Regions from separate parts of the Mus musculus genome. Here region 1 is linked to region 2. Evidence: chromatin loops called from intact Hi-C (ENCODE). Cell type or tissue: heart. All regions are shown on one strand.

What was found. Hi-C counts contacts between places; a loop is a spot of excess contacts. Peaks named below come from ENCODE experiments on the same cell type or tissue, not always from the same donor. Only the 100,000 strongest peaks of a DNase experiment are listed, where the experiment ranks them.
Region 1: it touches region 2 in a loop (2.6-fold over the local background); 1 of 42 quality-filtered maps calls a loop at or near these places.

What each region holds. Positions count from the first base shown.
Region 1 is chr4:137,582,642-137,590,641 of GRCm38, forward strand. No RefSeq gene overlaps it. Among named protein-coding and RNA genes, the nearest start is that of Usp48, 7.5 kb to the right of the region's middle. In heart, no CTCF peak of the experiment used is centred here; no DNase peak of the experiment used is centred here; H3K27me3 peaks cover 1,099 bases.
Region 2 is chr4:137,394,001-137,402,000 of GRCm38, forward strand. Cela3a (chymotrypsin-like elastase family, member 3A) reads right to left here. Exons shown (of 8, transcript NM_001126318.1): 8 at 7,554-7,645. The coding sequence ends at 7,628. It also overlaps the pseudogene Rpl31-ps10. Among named protein-coding and RNA genes, the nearest start is that of Gm52681, 11 kb to the left of the region's middle. In heart, no CTCF peak of the experiment used is centred here; DNase peaks (open chromatin) are centred at 2,941 and 3,321.

The DNA.
Region 1 (8,000 bases), 190 kb after region 2:
CATGCGGTGGTGGTTTGAATCTGCTTGGCCCATGGGAAGTGGCAGTATTAGGAGGTGTGGCCTTATTGGAGGAAATGTGTCACTGTGTAGCTGTGCCAGCTTTGAGGTTTCCTAGTGTTCAAGCTCTGCCCAGTGTGGAAGGTGGTCTCCCTCTGCTGCCTGTGGAACAAGGATCAAGATGTAGAACTCTCGGGGCTCCTCCAGCACCAAGTCTGCCTGCATGGTGCCGTGCTTCCTACCATGATAATGGACAGAGCCTCTGAAACTGTAAGCCAGCCCCAACAGCCTTCACAACAGCTGCCTTGGTCTTTATAAGCAATAAAACCCTATCTAAAATGCATGTGTTTGTGTTTTCAGACAGAGTCTGATGCAACCCAGGCTGGCCTCAAACTTGATATAATGCAGCCAAGCCTGAACTTGAATTCCTGGTCCTTATTCTTCTGCCTCCCAAATTCAAGGATTAGTAAGTATTGTGTGTGAGGACAGTTGCTCATTCTGGGAACAAGTGGATGTTGCTAAAAGGCGTTGACAGAAAATTAAAGGGTTAACAATCACAATAACCCTGAAGACAGACGGGGGCTCTGAAATGTTCCCAGCCCTTGTGACTGGTGACAACCAGTCACATATCTCTAGTGACTCCCTACCCCCTCCCTTTGAGCTATATTGTGGCTCTCTTGAGTGACAATGCTAGGCCAGGTATGCCTGTCACCTGCTCTGTCAGACATACTTATCCCTGTGAGCCCACAGAGCAGGTACCTTTAAATGATGAAAATTATGGCACTGGAAAGATGGCTCAGTGGTGAAAGGTGCTTGGGGCTTCTGCAGAGAACACCAAATTCACCTCCCAGCATTCACTGGGTGGCTCACGACTGTCTGTAACTCTGGTTTCAGGAGATCTGATAGCCTCTTCCAGCTTTAGATAATATACTCACGCAATCCCCCCTCCCCCGACACATATACATAATAAAAATAAATAAACATAAGTAAGTAAATAGTGAGGAGTTTGAGCCCAGGTAAGGTTAAGAGAGCATTGGGTGGAGTACTAGATGCGCCATATTCCCTTCAAGTGATTTTTTTTTAATGTATATGAGTACACTGTAGCTGTCTTCAACCAGAAGAGGGCATCAGATCCCATTACAGGTGGTTGTGAGCCATCATGTGGTTGCTGGGAATTGAACTCAGGACATCTGGAAGGGTAGTCAGTGTTCTTAACCACTGAGCTCCCCCCCCCTTACTCCCGGCGCCATATTTCCTACTTTCCTGGCCCTTGCACAATAGTCTTAACCTTTAGTTTCTCAATTCTCTTTTGTACAAAATGGGGACAACACTAAAATACCTTATTGACATAGTGGGAAATGTCATGTTAAATTAACAATGTAAATTTAGTTTTCAAGACGGGTGTGGCAGTGCACACCTTTCATTCCTTTCATTCAAGAGGCAGAGGCAGGTGGATCTCTGAGTTTGAGGCCAGCCTGGTCTACAAAGCAAGTTTCAGCACAGCCAGGGCAACAGAGAAACCCTGTCTTGGGGAGGTGTGGAATCAGTTTTTGTTTTTGTTTTTGGTTTTGGTTTTGGTTTTTTGAGACAGGGTTTCTCTGTGTAGCCCTGGCTGTCCTGGAACTCACTTTGTAGACCAGGCTGGCCTCGAACTCAGAAATCCACCTGCCTCTGCCTCCCAAGTGCTGGGATTAAAGGCATGCGCCACCACGCCCGGCTGGAATCAGTTTTTAAATATCATAAATTTCCATTTTAGGCACTGGAGAAAATTCAAGGAATGAAATAGGTAATTTATTTTGTGATAAGTAGCAAGGCAAAAAAAAAAAAAATACTATACAGTGATGTCAACAGACATGGCATTTTAGAAAGGCCCTGACATTTTGTCCGGACAGCCAGGGAAGGCCTCCCTAAGAGGTGCTTATGAGTACAGACCTGAAAAACTGTGTGGGAATGTTGTAGTCAGGTGGCTTAAAGGGTGAAGGTGTCTGCAAAGCCTGACAGCCTGAGTTGAGCTCCAGTGTCCCCAGTGAGACACCTGGATGTGTCACACACACCTGTAATTCCAGCATTCCATCAGTGAGCTGAGAGGTGGAGACAGGAGAATCACTCAGAAGTTTCTGAGCCAGTAATTTCTTTCTTCTTTCCTTCTTTCTTTCTTTTTTTTTTTTTTTTTTTTTTTTTTTGAGACAGGGTTTCTCTGTATACCCCTGGCTGTCCTGGAACTCACTTTGTAGACCAGGATGACCTCGAACTCGGAAATCGGCCTGTCTCTGCCTCCCGAGTGCTGGGATTAAAGGCGTACACCACCACACCTGGCCCGTAATTTCTTGACGTTCATTATTTCAGTAGTTTGGCAGGCAAAGAGAGGGGTCACAAATGTCCCTTTAGAATGTCTTCATTTCAGGAGGGTGCATTCTAGCACTGGGGAGACAGAAATAGGCAGATTTTGAGGACAGCCTGGTCTATAGAGCTAGTTCTAGGCCAGTCGGGCAGAGCTACACAGTGAGAAACACATACTCTACATATATACACATTATGTATATGTATATATATACATATATATGTGTGTGTGTTGTTTGTATGTATTGTGTGTTTGTGTGTATGTATGTACATGTGTGTGTTTGTGTTTGTGTTTGTGTGTGTGTGTGTTGGTCAGACTGGTTATAATCTTAGAAGGATAGGCAGAGGCTGGCAAGATGGCTCAGCAGGTAAGAGCACTGACTACTCTTCCAAAGGTCCTAAGTTCAAATCCCAGCAACCACATGGTGGCTCACAACTATCTGTAATGAGATCTGATACCTTCTTCTAGTGTGTCTGAAGACAGCTACAGTGTACTTATATATAATAATAATAAAGAAATCTTTGGGCTGGAGCGAGCAGGGTCTGAGCGAGTGGAGTTGACCGAAGCGAGCAGGGCTGACCGGAGCCAGAGGGGTTGACTAGAGTGAGCAGAGGTCCTAAAAATCAATTCAACAACCACATGAAAGCTCACAACCATCTGTACAGTTACAGTGTACTCATATACATAAAATAAATAATTAAATCTAACAAAAAAAACCAAGGATAGGCAGGAGGGTTGTTTGAGTCTGAGGCAGGCCTGGACTGCATACTCCATCAGGATAGTCAGGGAAAGCAAGAGACACATCTAGAAGAAGAAGAGGAAAAAGAAGAAGGAGGAGGAAGAAGAGGAAGAAGAGGAGGAGAGAGGGAGGAGGATTAAGAATAATGCCCTCTGCTGCTATGTGCCTCTCTGTCCCAGACTCCTACATTCCTAACCCCAAGTCTGATTTTGCTCCTAAAACACAGCTCTTGTGTATTCTATATCTAGAAATGGGTCTCTGACTAAAGAAAATGACTCCAGCAAAGCAAGGCTACATTAGAAGGATGTTCAGAGCCAGGCGTGGTGGCGCACGCCTTTAATCCCAGCACTCGGGAGGCAGAGGCAGGCGGATTTCTGAGTTCGAGGCCAGCCTGGTCTACAAAGTGAGTTCCAGGACAGCCAGGACTACACAGAGAAACCCTGTCTCAAAAACACCAAAAAAAAAAAAAAAAAGGATGTTCAGCTTTCGGTCAGGGGCTACACTGGGTTTTCATTCCTGATACAAAGGTGTCCTTTCCCTTGCTCTGTGTGGGCAGAGCTCCCTCACTTTAGTACAAGATCAGTTCATTTAAAAGCACAGCGAGGTGCCTAAGCCAAGTGTACTTAATTTTTGAGAAGGAGACGTGACCTTGAACACATACTTTAATTGTTAAGGAACATTAACTGGGGGGGGGGTGTTCCCAGATGCCATCTTTACCAGTTTTTAAATTTTGCTTTATTTAATAATGTGTATGACTGTGTGGGTCTGGTTATGGTTATGTGTAGGTGCCCACTGGCATTTGTGCCGCCTGACTGGGGTATTGGGAGCTGAACTTGGGTCCCCTACAATAGCTTTTTTTTTTTTTTTTTTAAGATTTATTTATATGAGTACACTGACTGTAGCTGTCTTCAGACACACCAATAGAGGGCATCAGATCCCATTACAGATGGTGGTGAGCCACCATGTGGTTGCTGGGGATTGAACTCAGGACCTCTGGCAGAGCAGTCAATGCTCTTAACCTTTTTTTTTGTTGTTTTGTTGTTGTTTTTTGTTTGTTTGTTTGTTTTTCTAGACAGGGTTTCTCTGTGTAGCCCTGGCTGGCCTTGAACTCAGAAATCCACCTGCCTGTGCCTCCTGAGTGCTGGAATTAAAGGCGTGCACCACCACACCGGGATACAAGAGCTCTTAACCCATCTCTCTAGCCTATTTTTCCTTTCTTTTCCTCCTCCTCCTCCTCCTCCTCCTCCTCCTTAATGTTAGGTTAGGGCTCTGTAACCTTTAAGTCCTGATTTCACAGTCTGAAGAACAGAAAGGCCACAGACAGATCTTGGAGACTCTGTGCAAGTGATACATGGGTCTTGGGGTTTTATAGAACAGAAAAGGGGGATCTTCAGGGATGGCAGATTCTATTTGCCGAGCAGCTCCCCCGATGTCTCACAACGTAGGTAGCAGCGGGTTTGCTGCATGGATCTCCTGAACTTGAACCTATGACAGGTGCTGTCAATTATGTCAGCTTTCCAGTTCAGAGCGCCTCGGTCCACCTGAGGCTTTTTGATCATTGTCAGGTCCCTAACAAACAGGATAAGTCTCACCTGGCACCTGTGGCGCCTCCCAGCTCTTCTCCCTCTCCAACCCCCAAACCTCTCCAGTTTAGGGGCTGGCCTTTCTTTACCCCAGTCTTTCCTTCTTGTATAAACCACTCATTTGAGTCTTAAGCTCTCTTGGCCCTGCTCTGGGTCTCTTGGTTCTTGGCCAGCTTGGTCGGCTTGCCTTCCCCTCCCTCTCTTTCCTCCTCCCTCCTTCCTTGCCTGCTCTTCCCCTCCCATCTCCTCTCCTGACCTGGTTCATTCTGGAGCCTTGCTGTGCACGCCATCTAACTCCAATAAAAACCTTCTCAACAGTCCTTGGAAGCACCAGGAGTACCGTCCTCATTTTCATTCCACCATTAACCCTTCACTGTCCACTCCCCTCTGTCCCACTTCCAGCTCTCCCCACTTCTCTTCTAAATCTGCTCCTTCTGGGGTTTCTAAATCTTTGGTAGACATTCTATCTCCTTCATTAGCCATGCTAGAGAAACCAGCGTATCATAGTGGACAGAGCAGTCAGGTGTCATCATGTGCTCAGAGAAGCAAAGAGGGACAGGGAGGCAGCTAGGAGAGAAAGGCCCAGGGCCTGAGACTGAAAAGTAAATTACTAAGCTGGGCTATGTCGCACACCTTTAATCTCAGGACTTGGGAGGCAGAGGCAGGCTGGTTTTTGAGTTTAAGGCCAGCCTGGTCTACAGATCAAGTTCCAGGACAGCCAGAGCTACATAGAGAAACCCTGTCTAGAAAACAACAAGAAGAAGAAAGTCAGTTACTGGAAGAGTGAGACAGTAGTGGTCAGTTCGTCCTTGTAGAAATTCAGCTTCCTCATTCCCCAGGCCTTACACTTACTTCATTATCTCTGGCCTTTATTTCTGCAAGTCTTTCTGAGACAGGGATTTACAGTACAGCCCAGGCACAACCAAACCAGCACCGCAATTCTACACTGTCTCCTTCTCTCTGCCCCCCTCCCCCATGGGAATGTATTTTTATTGTATGGGTGTTTTCTCTGCATTTTTTTTTTTTTTGAGACAGGGTTTCTCTGTGTAGCCCTGGTGTCCTGGAACTCACTTCATAGACCAGGCTGGCCTCAAACTCAGAAATCTGCCTGCCTCTGCCTCCCGAGTACTGGGATTAAAGGCGTGTGCCACTACTGCCCTGCTCTTCGCATGTTTTTAAGTGTGCTGTGTGTATGCCTAGTGCTCACCAAGGCCAGGAGAGGGTTCTGGAACCCTTGGGTCTACAGACAGACACCTGTAACCCAGGTTTCTGCAAGAGCAGCAAGTGCTTTTTTTTTTTTTGGAAGAAGAGAAAGATAGAAACAGACACACACACGCACATATATACATATATATATATATATATATATATATATATATATATATATATATATATATAGAGAGAGAGAGAGAGAGAGAGAGGTACACAGAGAGAGACAGAGAGACACAGAGAGACAGAGAGAGTCAGAGTTTATGAGGCCCTGACTTTTCTGGAACTCACATGACTATTTTGACATCTTCTTGTCTAAACTCTATTTTATAATTTGCTTAGACAGTCCTTAGCCTTCTACTCCCCAATAGTCATGTCTGCCTTGGCAACACACTTGAGATTTCCATGGCCTTGATCATAGTCTAGATATATTAACCAAAATAATTATTATAAACCAAAATAAATGAAGAAAGTATAAGTTAAAAATAACTGTCATGTTATGTCTGAGGTAATTACTATGCTCTGCCAGAAATGAATTTTTCAAGGTTACTCTGGCCCTCATCTAACTTTGATGTGAGTTGGTCTTTGTGATTTTTGCTTCTAAAAATGTTCCCCTGAGCTTAGGTGCTGAGAGGCTCTGAGGCATGAGCCTGCTCTTTGATGCTGGCTAGTAAAGGATTCACATTCATTTGGGGCATGGGCTTTGAGACAAGGTATCATGTGGAGCCCTGCCTGTACTAGAACCAGCTCTGCAGACCAGGCTGGCCTCAAACTCACAGAAACCCACTTGCACACTGACATGCAAATTCTTTTTTCATTCTTTCTTTCTTTTTCTTTTTTTTTTTTTTTTTTTTTTTTTTTTTTTTTTTTTTTGGGTTTTCGAGACAGGGTTTCTCTGTATAGCCCTGGCTGTCCTGGAACTCACTTTGTAGACCAGGCTGGCCTCGAACTCAGAAATCCACCTGCCTCTGCCTCCCGAGTGCTGGGATTAAAGGCATGCGCCACCACACCTGACCTTTTTTCTTAAATAACTTTTCATTTATGTATTTTTTTCATGTATGAGTATTCTATCTGCATGTACACTTGCATCCCAGAAGAGAACATTAGATCCCTTTACGGATAGTTGTGGGCCACCATGTGTTTGCTGGGAATTGAACTCAGGACCTTTGCAAGAATAGCCCCATGCTCTTAACCACTGAGCCATCTCACCAGCCCCTCACTTTCTCTTAATGGGCTTAGTGTGTTGTCCTTGTTGTTGTTGGTATCATTCTCATGTAGATTATTGCACTCTGTAGACCAGGCTGGTCTGGAATTTACAGAGCTCTGTCTGCCTCAGCCTCCCGAGTGCTGGGATTAAAGGAGTGTACTGCTATTTCCAACGGCAAAAGCTCTTAACCCTCAACCCCCCTCAACCATCTCTTTGGCCCCTCTTCCTCTTTAAAAAAATATTTAAAATTATTCTTATTATTTTAATTATGTGTATCAGTGTGGCCTATCTGTATGTGGGCAAATGCATGTGACTGTAGGTGCCGGCAGAGGCTAGGTGTTGGATTCTTTGAAACTGGAGCTCCAGATGGTTGTGGGGGCTGGGATTTGAACTCAGGACCTCTGGAAGAGCAGAATGCACTTTTAACCACTGAGCCACCTCTCTAGCCCTATTTATTTATTCATTAACTTCTTTTTGGTGTTTCGAGACAGGGTTTCTCTGAGCAGCCCTGGCTGTCCTGGAACTCACTGTGTAGATGACCCTGGCCTCCAACTCAGAGATCTTTCTGCCTTTCTGCCTTTGCTCCGCAAAGTTGTGTGCCCCCACACCAAGCTCAGCTGCTTTATTTTTTAGTGTGGTGTGTGTGCCTGCCTGTTTGTAGATGTGCGGAGAGCCCTTGATGCTGCTTCAAGGACATTGGTAAGAATATTTACATTGGGCTGGAAGGACAAGAGAATAGGTTCAGATAAGAATATTTACAGTGGGCTAGGACAAAGCTCAAGACAATAGAGCCGAGGAACGTATTTTATTCCTGGTATCTTGGTCTTCTGATAAACCCCTAGACACATTGCCTGCAGGACTTTGTTTATGGCCTTGTTTGTTCTTTTACTACTTCGTCTCTGCATTGTTTGTTCCTCATCTTTG
Region 2 (8,000 bases):
GGTCCCCAAGGAATGGCAGTTTCCCTGGGAGAGTCCTGTTGCAATAATTTCTTACCCCAGTAAGCCCATATAAAAACCACACAATCAGTTATTATATTTATAAGCTATAATGCCTAGATTGGGCAGATCTACCACTACACTAACTTTTCCCCCAGCTATGAGATGGATGGATGGCTACTTGTGGCTTCTTCAGGCCATGTGGTCCTGCTCCATCTTCCTCCCAGCTCCTCTTCCTCTGTTCTTCCACTCTCACACGTCCAGCCCCTCCTTTCCCTTCCACTGCCCAGTCATCAGCTCTACCCTTTATGTGACCAGTCAGAATGGGGAGAAGGTTCCGTGAGATCACCTGAGTGTGTGACCTACTCCTTGTGGGGGCAGCCCCTCTCGAGGAAGCAGAATTAACATCAAAATACGAACAGCACCGGAACAACCTACAACAGTGTCCTGCTTGAAGAAGAGGAAGGCCGAAGCCTGATGCCAGCCAGAGGAAGAACGTGTCTCCCAGAGGGAGATGTGACACAGTTTTGGCCGCTTGTCAGACTACACTGCAGAAAGACTGAAGCTGAGACAAGATGGGTAAGGCTACCTTGACAAGAACTACTCAGTTATTCATAGCTCTAAGCTGCCTGTCAGAACCCAGAGATGGATTTGATGGGGAATTGTCACTGGACCTCATGTTTCTTCATTCATTTCCTTGATGTGGCTATATTCAGTTCCTCTGCTTTTTACTCTTGCACACATGTCTCTTTAACTACTGTACTGGGGATAGTGGCAAGCCTCATTGCAGGATCTAGGCTCAAACCCTGAAAACTTCGCTGACATTTGGGGCTTTGAGCCGAGTTATAAGCCCTACTGGTGGGACCCACCAAGGGTGGGCTGTCTTCCTTTCTCCGCTGTGTGTGATACACAATATCAATAGATGCTTGTGCCCATTAAATTTAACTATAGACAAAAGTTCTAAATACAGAGAAGTGGACAGGGCCAGCAAAAGAACAGCAGCCGTGGAAGAGAAGAAACAAAGGAGGAAGTTTGAAAACCAGGGCTGGAGAGATGGTTCAGTGGTTAAGAGCACCGGCTGCTCTTCCAGAGGTCCTGAGTTCAAATCCCAGCAACCACATGGTAGCTCACAACCATCTGTGGTGGGATCCGATGCCCTCTTCTGGTGTGTCTGAGACAGCTACAGTGTACTCACATACATAAATAATTCTTTTTAAAAAGAAGAGAAAAGAGAGTGAGTATGGCTGCGGGGTCGCGGCTCCGAAATCCGGCGCCATCCGCGCCCGGCGCGGGCAGGCTCGATGGCTCCCGCAAAGAAGGGTGGCGAGAAGAAGAAGGGCCGTTCTGCCATCAACGAGGTGGTGACCCAAGAATACACCATCAACATTCACAAGCGTATCCATGGAGTGGGCTTCAAGAAGAGTGCTCCTTGGGCACTCAAAGAAATTCGGAAGTTTGCCATGAAGGAAATGGGGACACCAGATGTGCTCATTGACACCAGGCTCAATAAAGCCGTCTGGGCCAAGGGAATAAGGAACGTTCCATATCCCATCCGAGTACGCTTGTCCAGAAAACGTAATGAGGATGAGGATTCCCCAAACAAGCTCTACACGCTGGTAACTTACGTGCCTGTTACCACATTCAAAAATCTACAGACGGTCAATGTGGATGAGAACTAACCTGCTCATGTCAAATAAAGTTGCAGAACTGCCAAAAAAAAAAAAAAAAAAAAAAGAAGAGAAAAGAGAAAATGAAAATCTCTTAAAGCAAAACTCTAAACACATAGCCAGTGTTGCTATTCTGAGAGTTTTGGGGAGCGGTAATAGAATTGTTGGATCCTGTTTTAGTCACTGTTCTATGACAGTGAAGAGACACCATGACTAAGGCAACTTACAAAAGGAAGGCATTTTTTAAAATTTTTATTTATATGAGAACACTGCAGCTGTCTTCAAACACACCAGAAGAGGGCATCAGATCCCTTTACAGATGGTTGTGAGCTACCACATGGTTGCTGGGAATTGAACTCAGAACCTCTGGAAGAGCAGTCAGTGCTCTTAACCACTGAGCCATCTCTCCAGCCCCCAAAGGAAAGCATTTAACTGGAGGCCTGCTAACAGTTTTAGAGGGTTAGTCCATGATCATCAGGGTGGGAAGTAGACAGGCATGATGTTGGAGGAGTATCGGGGAGTTTTATGTCCTTATCCATAAGCAGCAGGCGGGGGCAGGGAGGGAGGGAGAGGGCCCAAAGCCCACACCTCCAGTGACATACCTCATCCTACAAGGCCTCACCCCCTAATCCTTCCCAAACAGTTCCACTAACTGGGGATCAAGCATCCAATCCTAGGATTCTGTGGGGGCCATTCCCATTCAAACCCCCAGAGCTCCTTCATGATTGAAAGGATGAATTACTGAGTTGGGTGATTTTAATATGAATATAAACTTCCCATCCTCAGCTGTGGATTAGCAAGCATTACCACCCTGAGCCAACTCTAAAAGGAAAAGAAGTATTGATGCCACATTTTTCATTTCTTCGAACGGCAAATTGTTTCTTTTAATGATTTACAGAATAGAAGCAGAAAAAAAAAAGTTGACATTCTAATCTTGACTCATTAAAAACAGGTTATAAGAGATTTGAATTGTTGAGACTGGGGGAGACTGAAGACCAAGACAGGATTGTTGATGAAATCAAATTCTTGATTGATCCATTTGAAATGTAGGCAATTTCCTAACTCGCTGCTGCCAGTATGTGGTGAGAAATGTGTCTTAGCTGCTCCCAGCCTCCTTTGGGCTGGGTGCGGGTCCCTGGGGCCGCTGCTATGCCAACTGAGGCATTAGCTGTCTCCCTGACCTTTATTTTGAAGTCATTTGGGGGTGTTATCCAAGGACTCTCCTAGGTGGAGGAGGGTCAGCTTTGGCAGCACCTGTGGATGCATTCTGTCAGGCGTCATGGTCTGACTCAGTAAAACTGATTAAGGACGCCCTGACCTGGTTCTCAACTTCCTCAGCTTCACCCTGCCCCCTACCCCGCTGCCTTCTGACTCAGGCCCTTGCCAGACCAGTTGTTGGATTTTTCTTTTTTTTTTTTCCTTAAAGAGCTGGAAGAGGGTTTTTTTTGGGGGGGGGGGGCTTGAGATCCCAGGAATGACTTTAGAAGAAAACTGTGGGGCCGTATTCCATGCGCGCGGGGGCAGTGGATGGGAAGAGGAGGAAGGGGGTGGGAAATGTGAAAAATATTGTCGACACAGTCATCTTGGAGAATTAGGTCATTGGCAGAGCTGACAAACGCTGTCCCACCAGGGAGTCCCAGTTCTGGGAATACAGCCTAGGGAGTTCACACACATGTGCCCCTGAAGATATGTCCAAGGACATCCACCCAAGCACTGCTTGTGACCCCAGAAAGTTGGCCCAGCTTTAAATGCTCATCAAACAAGTCAGGGCAGAGAAAAATAACTTTTGTCTAAGGCATTCACCACAGGCCGGCAGCCATCGGGAGGCCACAATGCGGTGACACTCACTCAGCACAGCCAACAAACAAGTTAAAAGGGCTTTTTGAAAAATCCACTTACTGCCAGGCTGTGGTGGTACACGCCTTTAATCCCATCACTTGGGAGGCAGAGGCAGGCAGATCTCTGAGTTCGGGGCCAGCCTGGTCTGCAGAGAGAGCTCCAGGACAGTCAAGACTACTCAGAGAAGCCCTGTCTCAAAAACCAAAAATAACAACAACAACAACAAAATGATTTACTGTCTTTTATTGTTTAGTGATGCTTTTTTTTTTTTAAATCAAAATTGGTGCCGATTAGGTGTTCAGCTGGTGAAGTGTTTGGCATTCCTGCATGAGGTTCTGAGTTCAGTCCCTGGCACCCACATAAAAAGTTGAGTGTGGTAGTATACATTTATAATCATAGCACTGGGAAGACAGAGAGATGCTGATCTCAGGGTCTCGCTGGCTAAACCAGCTTAGCCTAATTGATGAGTCCTGGGTCCCAGTTTGGAACCCTGTCTCAAAGAACAAACGACAGCCATCGAGATGGCTCAGCAGATAAATATGGGGCTTGCTGTCAAGCTTGCCGACCTATGTTCAGTCCTTAGAACCCACAGATTGGAAGTCAAAAACCCATTTTCAAAGATGGTTCTCTGACCTCCACATGTGTGCTATGTAACTGGCACTCACAGACAGACAGACAGACAGACCTATATAAATAAATGTAACAACAATAACAATAACAAAACAGCAGGTGGATAGTACATTCAAAGTTGACTTCTTTTTTTTTTTTTTTTTAAAGATTTATTTATTTATTATATGTAAGTACACTGTAGCTGTCTTCAGACACTCCAGAAGAGGGAGTCAGATCTCATTACGGATGGTTGTGAGCCACCATGTGGTTGCTGGGATTTGAACTCCGGACCTTCGGAAGAGCAGTCGGGTGCTCTTACCCACTGAGCCATCTCACCAGCCCCTCAAAGTTGACTTCTGCCCTACACACACACACACACACACACACAAGGAAAGAAAGAAAGAAACCCCCCAAACCATATAGTACATTGTCTGTGGATATTTGTAAGTGTGATAAAATGTAGCACCCTAGATTAGAAAGATGAAACCCGGGGGCTGGTGAGATAGCTCAGCAGGTAAGAGCACCCGACTGCTCTTCCAAAGGTCCTGAGTTCAAATCCCAGCAACCACATGGTGGCTCACAACCATCCGTAATGAGATCTGATGCCCTCTTCTGGAGTGTCTGAAGACAGCTATGGTGTACTTAACATATAATAAATAAACAAATCTTTAAAAAAAAAAAAAGAAAGATGAACCCCAAGCTCCTCCGTTAGTTAGGGTAGGTAAAGTCCACACAGCTATAACAAACAATGTCCAGCACTACAGTGGCAGTGACAACTATTTCTTGATTGTGTCCATAAGTATCCATGAGGAGACAACGGTGCTCAGTTTGATGCCTCCTCCTCACTCTGGCACCAGGTTGACCGGCAGCCACTGGCTGCCACGACAGTGAAAAGGAGAGCCTAGCAAGACTCCCCATCTCTCTAAGCTTCATGTCAGCCAAGGGAAAATGTATGGCGAAAGGCCTTCAAGGGAGCAGGGAGCAGGCAAGAGTTATTCTGCTATGTGTCCCAACTCCACCCAAATACTGATGGCCTCTGGGGAGAATAAGGAAGAGTACTGTGGGTTCTCCACCTTAATTACATTAAGTGTGTCACTTGTATGCACTCTCTCTCTCTCTCTCTCTCTGTCTCTCTCTCTTCCCCACCCCCACAAGGGGGATGCATACATGTGTGTGTGCATGTGTGTGTGCATGTATGTGTGCTCTGTATGAGTTCAGTCGTGTATATGCCACAGCACACTTATAGAGAGAGGTCAGTGGACAACCTCAGATGTCAGTCCCCACTTTCTACCTTTTTTTTCTTGTTTTTGACATAAGAGTCACAGGGCTGGAGAGATGACTCAGCGGTAAAGAGCACTGAAAACTCTTGTAGAGGTCCTGAGTTCAATTCCCAGCAAGTACATGGTGGCTCACAACCGTCTGTAATAGGATCTGAAGCCCTCTTCTGGTGTGTCCAAAGACAGCAACAGGGTACACACATACACAAGAAAAAATAAATAAATAAAACAAAGAGCCTCTGTAGCCAAGGCTGCCCAGATACTTGCTATGTAGACCAGGTTGGCTTTCAACTCAAAAAGCTCTGCCTGCCACTGCGTTGTGGTTGAATGAGAAATGTTCCCCACACTGCTCTTCATTTACTCTCTGCTTCCTGCCTACAGTTCAAGCTCTGAGACACCAAAGCTTTTAAATTCAGGCTCCATTTTAGAGAACCTGACGTTAAGTTTAAACTCAGGTAGACTAACAGGCTGGTATCTAACATTAGTTTCCAAGTTGCCCCAGCCCCCAACAGAACCTGAGCCTAGCTCCAGTCTCTAGGCTAATCCCCAACAAGAGTAGAGTTTCCAGGATGCACAAGACCAGTGTCTCCTGGTTATTCCCCCAACAAACCTGCAGACCCAGGTTACAAACCCACCCCCTGCCTATCGACCACCAATGCAGAGGGGAACAGAAGTTAAGTTTATGATCTGACTCCCAGCTCCAGCCAATTATGGTAAAGGCCACAGCAGCTTTCCAAATAGATGCTTACACATGCATTCCCTGCTTGCTGCTTACTATAAAGCCTTGTCCCGATAGAGATTTGGGGCTGTACCACCACCAAAACCATCCTGCGTGACAGCGGTGCATTGGGGGGGGGGGTAAGCTAGCTGGAATAGAATGAAGACCCTGCTGTGAGTTGCATCAGATTGGCTCCTTTGTGTGTTTTTGAAGATCACTAACATTTCCCTGACACAATGGCTCTGAGCTCTCAGCTTGCTGTTCCAGCCACAACAGCTGTTGTGATAGTGACAGACACTTATCCTGATGAAACTGGAACCTCAGATGAACCCTTTCTTCTATAAGTTGCCTTGATCGTGATGGCTTGTTTGTTTGTTTTCAAGACAGGGTTTCTCTGTGTAGCCCTGGCTGTCCTGGAACTTACTTTGTAGACCAGGCTGGCCTCGAACTCAGAAATCTGCCTTCCTCTGCCTCCCGAGTGCTGGGATTAAAGGTGTGCGCCACTACGCCTGGCTCTGATCGTGGTGTTTTTATCTCAGAAGTAGAAAGGTAACTAAGAAGTACTGCTTCCCAAGTACTGGGGTTACAGGTGTGCCAGCAGGATGGGCTTCCATCTTGATTTGAGGTGGAATCTCTTCCATTCACCTCTGCATCTGCCATTAGATGTCTGGGGAGCTTTTCATGATTCTCCTGACTTGATATATATATCTATCACTCAATGTAGACTTCTGAACTACACACACACACACACACACACACACACACACACACACACACACACACACACACACACACAGGAAAAGCCTAGGCTGGAGAGATGGCTCAGAGGTTAAGAGCACTGACTGCTCTTCCAGAGGTCCTGCATTCAATTCCCAGCAACCACATGGTGGCTCACAACCATCTGTAATGGGATCTGGTGTCCTATTCTGGTGTTTCTGAAGACAGCTACAGTGCACTCATATATATAAAATAAATCTTAAAAAAAAAACTAGAAAGATGAACCCCGAGTCCCCCGGTCAGTCGGAGTAGGATAAATCCATGCAGCTATGACAAACAAGTCAGCCTTTTCAAAGAGAAACCTTCCTAATGCTGCATGTAACCTGTGATTCCCAACCGGACTAGATTTTTCTACAAATTTGTGCCTCTATGGCTGCATTGAGAAGTCTCCAGTTTCTGGGTGACTATCTACTATCACTGACTATATTCACAGTCCTATGTGTGACTATTACTGTGACAACTTCTCCGAGTTTCCTGGCAGTCTCTCTCTTTCTGCTTAGGACGTCCTATGCCCTTGCATGCTAGTCACCCCACTGCAGCCCCTCCTCTCAGGGCTCATTCTCTCCTCCTCAGCGGAGGGGATGGCTCTGGCCCCACCTCCACATTTCAGACCTAAGATTTCAGAAACTGGTCAGAGCACAAGAGTTCCGTCAATGAAGGCAGAGAGCATCAACTTGGGACTTTCAAAAGGTCTTTATTCTTTAGAGGACCTGGGGGTCCTCTCTGCCAGCCGAACCTTGGATCTAGTTGTTGGCAATGGTCTAAAACAAACAAACAAACAAAGAAACAAACAAAAATCAGAAGGTTGGAAAAGAACAAAATTAGTTAAGATTGCAAGCTTCGGGACTGAAGGGACTGGGTGAAAGGCCTAGCTCTGTGACTGGATCCTGTGTGTCTCTGGGAGAGTGACTTGACCTCTCGAAGCATTAGTTTCCTCATCTCCTTAAGAGAGGTAATAATAGCAGTTGCCTCATGGGTATTCTTTTGTTTGCTTTGTTTTCTGAGACATGGTTTCTCTGTGTACCTGCTGTCCTGGAACTTACTCTGTAGACAAGGCTAGTTTTGAACTCAAAGATCAATGTGCATCTGTCTCTGCCTCACAAGTGCTGGGTTTAA